Linked DNA regions of Homo sapiens: region 2 is linked to region 1. A link is a loop called in an ENCODE intact Hi-C map of the cell type or tissue named here. Cell type or tissue: dorsolateral prefrontal cortex. All regions are shown on one strand.

What was found. Peaks named below come from ENCODE experiments on the same cell type or tissue, not always from the same donor. Only the 100,000 strongest peaks of a DNase experiment are listed, where the experiment ranks them.
Region 2: a loop joins it to region 1, with 4 times the contacts of the local background. A loop is called at or near these places in 3 of 110 quality-filtered maps.

What each region holds. Positions count from the first base shown.
Region 1 is chr3:17,256,602-17,261,601 of GRCh38, reverse strand. It overlaps TBC1D5 (TBC1 domain family member 5), which reads left to right. Exons shown (of 23, transcript NM_001349074.2): 16 at 3,011-3,096. Among named protein-coding and RNA genes, the nearest start is that of PLCL2-AS1, 200 kb to the right of the region's middle. In dorsolateral prefrontal cortex, CTCF peaks have their summits at 2,369 and 2,571 (motif pointing left); no DNase peak of the experiment used is centred here; H3K27ac peaks cover 657 bases.
Region 2 is chr3:17,965,302-17,970,301 of GRCh38, reverse strand. All of the region lies in intron 1 of BALR6 (B-cell acute lymphoblastic leukemia associated long RNA 6), which reads right to left. Among named protein-coding and RNA genes, the nearest start is that of BALR6, 5.2 kb to the right of the region's middle. In dorsolateral prefrontal cortex, no CTCF peak of the experiment used is centred here; a DNase peak (open chromatin) is centred at 2,971; H3K4me3 peaks cover 799 bases; H3K27ac peaks cover 955 bases.

The DNA.
Region 1 (5,000 bases):
GCAATGAGGCAGAGGTGGGAGGATCACTTGAGCCTGGGATGTCAAGGGTTCAATGAGCCAAGATAGCAGTACTACACTCCAGCCTGGGCGACAGAATGAGACCCTGTCTCCCCCCCCACCCCACCCCACCCCCCAAAAAAGGAGCAAGTATCTCTTCTAAAATATTTCGATTGCATAAAGTGAGAATTCCGCTCATTTAATCTTGTCCCCCTAGGAAAACCATTGATATCATTTTGGTACGTCCCAGTTATCTATCCATTGACCTTTATGTGTACATTTATATATGTATTTTTAACAATGATTTGAACCTGTTACCTAGTTTCAATTTGGTTTTGTTTTGGTTGTTGTTTGTGTGAGATGGTATTCCAAAATTCCTTAACTTTTTAAAACCTTATTTAATAGAGATAAAATTAACTTAATTGAAAGAGAAGAATTATAGGTAAATTGGAAGAACTGTACTTACTGAATCTTAATGTATAAAAATATTGGTATCCTTTTTATTGTTCATGTCTAGATGTTGATTTTTATAGCCATGTAGTGGTGTACGGGTGTTTCAGATGTTTCATTTTATGCTGTCCAGTACAGTAGCCACTTGCCACATGTGGCTGTTTAGCACTTGAAGTGTGGCTAGTCCAAATTGAGATGTGCCATAAGTATAAAATACACACTGGATTTCAAAGACTTTGTACAAAAGGAACAATGTGAAGTATCTCATTAATAACTGTATATGTTGATTACATGTTAAAATCATAATATTTTAGATATACTGAATTAAATAAAATATCACATTTAGTTTCACTTGTTTCCTTTTTATTTTCTTTTTTAAATGTGGCTACTAGAAAATTTTAAATTATAGGTGAAATTTATATTTGTGACCCACTGTTGGACAGTGCTGGTCTAGATCCATCTATATGTCTGTATATTTATGTTTTAGAAACATCACTGTCTTCCCAACAGAAAAGAATAACTTTCAACCATAACCTCTGATTTTATTTTCTTCACATTTCAAATGCTGTTTTTCAACATCATCTTTTGATTCTTTTTTTTGTTTCCAGTACAGTGGTACTTTAAACTACCTCTCCCTTTGATACCAGTAAGTCTCTTAGGAATTTAAATAGGCCTCAGTGAAAGCAATACTTGAGCCTCATTTATATGTTCAAGTTAGATCATTATTCCTAATAATGGCTTTAAGTGCTTAGATAGATCAGCACTCTGTGTCTTGAATTGCTTGTCATTTCTTTATAAAGATGTTTCAAGTAATTGCTCCATGTGATCCCTTCTTTCATTATTTTATGGCAAAAAGTAACATAATCCTTTAGTAGTTTGTTGGAAGTCAGAGAAAAGGGGTCTTTTTTTATTAGCAGAAACAAAATGTATTTCCAGGTACTGAGAATAAAGGGCAAAATTAGTCATGAGCGATAGTCCTGCGAAAGTTAATTTTTAAAATACATCATGAATGCACTGTCAATCTGCCAGTGGCCTTAACCTCTATTTTATTTTCCCATTATACTTGGGTCCAGGTTGTCATCAGCTACCATGAGAAAACCTATGTAATTCCTAGAGAGAGAAAAGTTGCACTGTTAGACTTAATAGTATGGTCGTCATGGAAGCATCAGTTATCTTCATCAAGGCAATTCAGATTTGATTATTGTAGAACTGTGTTGAATACCAAACCAGTGGAGTAGTAGCTGGAGCTAAATCAAGGGATTGTCATTTTTGTCAGATGATTAGGGCTGGCTTGGAAGAGATATGAAAGGGTTGAGCTGTATAAATATTCTCCTTTCAGCAGAAAAAGAAAAGGTCCATCATGGCCATTAAATGCGGCTTGTTCGCTTGATGAATTTCAAACTGTTTAACCTTAGCAATTATATCCCCCCGCAACCCCCCCCGTGCCTGCATGCAAGTGTATCAGTGCCTTGGAATTATGTCTCCAAGGATTGATTTCTGCGCATATTGGTAATTTTCTATTAAGATAATATGCAGCTTTTCCGTGTCCAGATATGTATCTCAAAGGAAGTGCATGCCTTGGTTCAAAAACCTAATTATTAACTTGAATTATCTGCCCAGGTAAACATTAGAACACATTTATTTATAAGGTTTTAAAAACTTTTTATGGTAAATATATGTAATTTAACATTTTAGAGATTATGGTATTCATTTAAATTATGCTGTAAACATGATTGGTTTTTGTAAAGCAGAAGTATATTTGTTTAATTTTTACTCGCCTGTGAGGGATTTGAACATTTAAATAATAGATATGTTTAAATAATAGCAACACATATAAACAGACACCGTGGACCTAATGATTCAAGGACATTTCTGCAATGTTTATAAATAATGTTGCATTCTAGAAAGGGCAGTGTTTTTGCTACTTTTGTGAAAATGTGCATTGGTCAATTTGCTTTTGTATAGTAATGGTTATCCTGGTAATATTTCTACTACCTGGCATATTTTGACCATTTATTAAACTCATAAATAAGGATAGATGACATAGAAATTGCTAACTTTAAAAGAATTGCTGAATTCTGAAAATAACTCATTTTGGAACAAGAAAGTCTCAGTGTGCCATCTAGTGGACACATTTAGCATTCTGGTCATAAAAAACTAATGACTTTCTCTTCCCCCGAAATGCAGTTACCTTGACACCTTATGTCTCTCCATCCCTTGGCATAGTTTGTGGTTGTGTTACATCTCATATAGTTTTTAGATGTTATTATAATTTTATTCATCATATTTTAGGAAAGTTATATTTGAAAATTTTATTTTGAAGTCATCAGAAATCTAATGATGAATAAATATTAACTATGAGAGAGGAAAAAATAAATAATTTTTGTGTTTAATCAGAAGTAAGGAATAATTTAATAAAAGCAAAACCCAATCACACTAATTATTAAACTTTATATTATACATATTCTTTTCTGAAGGGATATTAAAATGATCATTGCTGTCCTCTTATATGTTAATGGATTAAATCATTTAACTAGCTTTTTAAAAATGTATTTTTTTTTAGAGAAATCCAAGACCAGTGACTTATCAATTCCATCCAAATTTAGATTATTACAAAGCACGAGGAGCAGACCTCATGAATAAAAGCCGGTAAGTCCCCTTTTTCTGATGATAGTTATAAATCACAAAGGTAGTCTCAGAGATCATCAGGAAATTTTACATATTGCTGAAAACAATTTTCCAGATTTTAGCATATGTACATAAGGAATCTTTGTTAAATAAATTACCCAAGTTATTTTAAAGGCATAAAAAATGCTATATATTGATGTCAATGGTAAGACGAAAAATAAATATAAGAGTACTTGTTACAATTTGAAGTTAGGCAACTTCATTTTTCTAACATGAATAAACTTGCATAAATTGTGCCTACTTGTATAATCTCTTTCTAGATTTTTGCTGTTGATTGAAAAGAGACAGTTTTATAATATATTTTTAAATTATTTCAGTAACAAAATTAAAAATGTGTTTCCCAACTGTCTTTAGAACTACACAATAAGCTTATAAATGCATCTTGTGTGTACATTTGTGATTGCATACATAGAAATTTTAAGGGTCACTGTAGGAATAAAAAACATTAAAATCCTACTTTTTAAAGAAGTTAACATTGGCAGAAAGGGTTGATGAATGGTTTTGTTCTTTCATAATATCATATTGAGATGTCTCAAGAGTTAACTTGTCAAACCAGAATCATTTCAAATTAGAATGTAATTTCAAAGTTTACTCTGGAAGACTAAAATGTTAGTAATGATAAATGCTGCCAAGTTGTCCGAATTTTCTTCCTCAAGCATTTTGCCTATGTGTTAGCTTTTCTTCAGTAGAATTCCAAGAGCCTAAATATACATTTATGGAATACATATACACAATGTGTTCTGCTGTTACTGGAGAGTTAAAAATAAGTTATAATTCCTGCTGCATAGGAACTCATAGTCTAAGGGATGAGAAGAAGTTTACAACAAAATGGCTAAATTTAAACTTGAAATTTGAACCTTGTCTTAGTGTAATGTTGTTATAAAACTCCCCATCTCTGATTGAAATCTGTTTGCTCCATATATTGATGTACCATGCAATTATGAGACCAGTTCTGTAGCTCATGAGACTTATCTGAAGCTCTTTTCTGTTTGTTCATTTCATCTGAGTCTTGTTACACAAATAAAAATTTATTTGCTATAGTCACTTGATCATTCAACAGAGTTTTAATGACTGCCAGATTGATTATTTTAAACACAGGAGATGCCCAGTAAAAACCCAGACCAAAATCCCTGCCTTCAGTAGTCTTACACCCTAGTCACTTATATTTCTTCCCATTATGTCAGATATTTAGTTTTGTTATGTTTAAAAGAACAAAGTATGTTAGTCTTTTTCTTTATACAAGACCTTTTTAGCTGGAATCCTTTGTCTTCCCCTCCCTCCCAACCCCCACAAGATTATTTTTTACACAACAGCCAACTAAATGTCAATTTATAACAGGTTATATCATACCTCCATGTAAACATCTCCAAAGGCTTCCTATTGCCACTGGCTATCCAGTCTTCTTCCTGAAGCCCTTTCCTATCTCTTTGACCTTATCTCCTTCCACTCTCTCCTTCTCTTCATTCTCATGCTACAGCCACATCAGCCTTCTCTGTTATTTGCCCTTGCTTAGGGCCTGTGCACCTAACTCCTCCCTCCTGCTAGAGCACTTCTGCCACCCCCATCTTCCCATGCCTCTTCATGATTTAAAGCTCAGCCTAAATGTCATCTCAGAGAGGCCACTCTTAACCTCCTGCCTGTCTTCACCTCCCCTATTCACTCTATCCCATCATCATGAACTGAAGTTATATAATTCATTTGTGTATTTATAATCTGTCTCCCCAACGTCTCCACTAAAATCTAAGCCCCTGAGGGCAGGCTTTTGTCTTATTCACCACTTCATGGCACCTAGGACAATGATGACTGGTATAGGGAAGGCACTCAACACATATTTGTTATATGAATTTTTTGAAATATTTTCAACA
Region 2 (5,000 bases), 710 kb before region 1:
TTTATTGTAATGAACAGGCTGCCAAGTCTTGCCCTTTCCTTCAGGCAGTTCAAATTCTAATGAAATCCTATCTATCTATAGATATTATTGGGCATGCTTGGCATACCTTGAACATACTGTCAGGCAGAGCTTTGTGGTGCCACTGTGGGGTAGACAGTTTTGAAATAGAGGGGTGACTTTAAGGAAGCAGGCATAAGTCTGATCAGTCCTTGTAGATCTCAGACTATGCTTGGAAAAACCTACAGCTCCGTTTCAAGGCAACTAGCAGTTTTCAGAGGTGGAAAGCTCTGGGCTGAAAGCAAAGGTCACAAACTACCAGCCTGAAAGCCGGATTTCAATCACATATATGTTTTGGTAGGGTTGCACAGTGCTTTTAAAACTGGTAAGCCATTATTAAAAAATCAGGAGGTTGTTTGTTTGTTTGTTTCTGGCTTCTTTTGAAAAATTGGAAAATCTGAAACAGTGGTCCAAGCTCCCTATGGCAATGGCCAGCTCTTTCTCTAGCATCCGACCCATGCTTCCAGTCTCTATCATCTTATTAGGGCCTGCTTCTCACGTGTCTGACCCTTAAGTTTGGACCCCAGGCTTACAGTCTCTGAGCCCTTTCCTCAAATCCCTTAAAATCCTCATGCGTCTTAGTTCAATGAACTGCTAACCAGAAATAAATAAGAAATGAGAGGTGCCTTGTTTAGGAACTATGTGAGCTACCTAAAAGTTTATTACAAAATAAAATTCTGAAGATTGACTTAGCAGATTTTTAACCCCTTATGCTAGAGATCAGAGAACTATGACCCATGGATATGCCAAATCCTGCTGCTGTCCAGTTTTATAAATAAAGTTTTATTGGAACACAAGCATGTTTAACTGTTTGCATATTGTCTGTGGGTGCTTTACATTACACTCCTTAGAGACCATATGACCTGCAAAGTCTAAATATTTACTATCTGTCCTTTTACAGAAAAAAAAAAGTACCAGCCCTCGCTTTATACTCTAGACTTAAAGATGGGATCGCATTTCTAGAGCCAATGAATGACGCTGAAGCTCTGCTTAATGACTACTGCCCCTTCCCAGGGTGCTTTGCATCTGCTAACGCCATCTGCATGGATCAACTGTTTATTTTCTGTGTGGGCATGGCCACATTTTCAAATCCAGAGAGTATCCATTTAATGGATCTATTTCCCCAGTACCTATATATCGTAGGTTTTTAAATTCCCTTTGGTGGCCACCTCAGGAGATGCCTATTTTGTTGGTAATTTACGAACTGGCTATATCTCAGCTTAATTTTCTAAAATAATACATTCAGGGGGATAAACCTGAAGTCTATCCTGCCCACGGTTTCACTGAGCAATTTTAATCATTGTGTGCCCTGTCTGGCACCATGTTATTTGTAGTCCAAAGTGTCTCCATAACACAGTTTTTTCTGCCTCATTAGAAGCAATATAGTCAATAAATCTGATGGTCACCCAACGAGATAAAAATGATGCAGCTCTAAAGATTGATGAGTGGTATTCTTCCCACCCTAGCCTATGGAAAATCTTAACACTAGCCAACATCTATTTAGGTCTGATTCTGTGCCATACTTTGTGCCATGAATTTGTCATGTAACACTGCCAGTAGCTCCATGAGATAGGTACTGTTATTTCTCCCATTTTATAGAGGAACAAACTGAGAGTTTACTGAAGGTCAGGAATTTAACAAAGAGCAGAACTGAGACTAGAATTCAGATCTATCTGACTTGACTTTCACTGAGATTTCATGAAGCTGGAGAGACTGCCATTGGGAGCCATTGGGACAAAATCCTTTTCCAGCTGCAGAAATTGAGCAATAAATAAGCATTCATCTAGACAGGATGACAGATTTGTGATTTCAGTCTGAAATTGCTCAAATTCCTGATAGGTCATTTAAGACATTATGCTTCGTAAAGCAAAGCACCTTCTATTTTGCTGTAATTCATCTTTCTCTTTGAACTGTGTCTATAATTCTGATGCAAAAGATTCTAGAGTGTAAACAAATGTCAGAAGGCTCTCAGATGTAAAGATATTCCAGAGGTATTTCTGAATTGCCTTCATTTATACTTAGCTTACCTTCTAGTTGGTGAAGTTCTCAAGTTGATTTTCACTTCCTAGGCAAGCACGAGGCTTCCTATTACCAGCAGAACTATCCCTGCACCCCATCAGGGGGCAATCAGGCTTATTGGCTTCCTCCTCCTACCCTCTCCACCTCTACTAGCAGAACATGGTCCAGTATTCCTCCCCCACTGAGGGAAGTTTGGACCCTAGACTTACAGTCTCTGAGCTTATTTGTTGACAAATACTATAACTATGTTTATCTGTCTATTTGTTGACAAATACTATAAATGTTACTACCTCTTGTGACCTGGAGAACCCAGCCCCCGCCCTCCCGGCCTGGCCCCGCTACCTTTTGTAAGTCAAAAGTCTCTGGATAAGGATGTGGGGCAGAAATTTAGATGAATTAAAACAGAAAGAAGAATCTTCTGGAAATTCTCATGTTGCTGGGGTTATTTGATTTTTTGTTTGTTTGACTTAATTCAGAAGCTTTCCTCTCAATAAGAAAAACAGTAAAAATTTGTGTTTGAGATACAAGATTTTGTATTTCACTTCACATCTTCCTACCTGTAAAAAAATGTTCCCATTGCACAAGCTTTCTTACTAACAATTACTGGTAATTTGAGAGAAACCCCCTTTTTAGCGAGGAGCAGGCACATCGTCTGAGCAGTCACCCGGGGAGGAATGTGTCATAAAGGCACATTCCTCATAATCAAGGATAATTCAAAAGGGAAACAGTGATCGAACATCTATGAGAGCCAACAGAAGCCTAATCCTGAGCCCAGCTCTGCAGACGGGGACACAGGCTGCTGCAAAGCCAGGGCAGATGCCAGGGAAGGGACCAGCCACAAACAGAACAGAAGTCCAGTCCAGAGCTTGGCATCTGGGTTCTTCAGCTGCCAGCCTTGCCTCGCGAGTAGCCACAATGTTTGGCTCCTGTGCAGAAAACAACAGAGGATGAGGCTAAAGAGGTCCATGCTCTGTCCTGCCAGCAACAGGATGAGGCAGTGCCAAGAGAAGACTGCAGTGCCACATGGGTGCCAATGTGCCTTGGAACGGCTTTTATATTTTCTAAAGGGACAACAGAATTCCTGCAAAAAGAAAAAGCTGGATCCAACCCTCAGAACTATTTTTCCCATTTTCCTCTCAAAAAAAAAAAAGAAAAGAAAAGAAAAGAAAAACCCTGCTATTCCTGTCCGCAGTCCATTTTTTCACAAGGTTAACATGGCCAGGTCTCCTTCTGCTTCTCTTCTATGTCCCATATCCTCACATTAAAACCAAGCTGGCAATTTGTTTAATACTCATTACTAACCTTCTGATTATAACTTCCCTATTATTATTTGCTTTTATTTAGTTTCTAGAAAAAAATCATCAATAGAATGTGTGGAATGGGGTGGGGGATGCAGAAGGTAATGGAATAGCCTGAGATATCATATGGGTTATGAGTTGAGTAAGCCCTTTCAACCCTGGGGATTTGTAGTAGGCTTTAAAAGACCTAGTCTTCTATTTATAAGGCAGTATTGTTGTGGTTGTTCAACTGGGAAAACTGTGACAAAACCAAAGAGGTAAGATGCCAGCATTAGTAAAATCCACTACCTAGATATTATAATTTCTTGAAACGTCAGAGATTAGAAATAAAAGAGTAGAATCCTTTTGTCCATTCACATGAGGTGAATGAAGAGGCAGGAAGAAGAAAATAAAGAAGCCATGGAGGACACAGAGACCCTTCACTGTGGTGGGGCTCCTCTTGCCTTACTCAAATTAATGCGCAGACCTGTCAACCAGAAAAACTCAAGCACAGTTTATTTTTGGTAAGAAAATACAAAACCTCTTGTCCTCATGGAGATCTTGATTTTGTCACTTCATGTCTTGTAGAAGATGGGTAAACTTGAGGATGTTATATGTAAGGCTTTCAAGATAAAAAGGAAGGACATTTTATTTACTAATATTACTAGGCTTTCATTTTCCCATTAAAAATGCAAATTAGGCTCAGCACGGTGGCTCACGCCTGTAATCCTAGCACTTTAGGAGGCCAAGGTGGGCAGATCACGAGGTCAGGTGTTCAAGATCAGCCTGACCAACATGGTGAAACCCCGTCTCTACTAAAACCACAAAAATCAGCCAGGTGTGGTGGCAGGCACCTGTAATCCCAGCTACTCAGGAGGCTGAGGCAGGAGAATCGATTGAACCTGGGAGGCAGAGGTTGCAGTGAGCCAAGATGCCACCATTGCACTATAGCCTGGGTGATAGAGTGAGACTCTGTCTCAAAAAAAAAAAAAAAAAAAAAAGAAAAACCCAAATTAGTAAATACTAAGGTCAAACATTAACATCTTCTTAATTATTCTCACATGACCTCTTATGTTCTAAAGTTTGTTCAGCAGAATACCTGAATGATTGATAAATAAAACAGGCACAGGCCTTCAGCATTCTAAGTGCAATTCTTACATAATCTGGGGGGGGAAAAAAGGCTTCTCAAGGTAATTGTAACTATCTCACTATTCCCTAGCATGAAGCAAATACCACACTCCACTCATGACTCTAATTTTACTATTTTTCTTCTAATCACAATGCTTTTGCTTGAATTATTCCCTTTTATCAGGCTAACTTTCTTCACCAACATTCTTTTCAAGGCTTAGCTTCAGTTATGAAACTTTACAAGGACCTTTCTTTTTCTCCAGTTCATTCATCATTCATGGTTTCTACCACAGTTCTCCGCATTGATTATACTGCCTTGCAATTTAGTAGTTGCCATGTAAGTATTATTTAAATGATGGTGGTCACCTTGAAGGAAGGAAGGGGTCATGACTTCTAGTTTTCTTTATCATGGGCTGGACCCATGATAATAGTGTGTCATTTTAGAAAAAATAACTTGCTTTTCAAATTAAAATTTATCTCCATACAGATTTTAATCTCTATATGGATGATTAAAAAAAT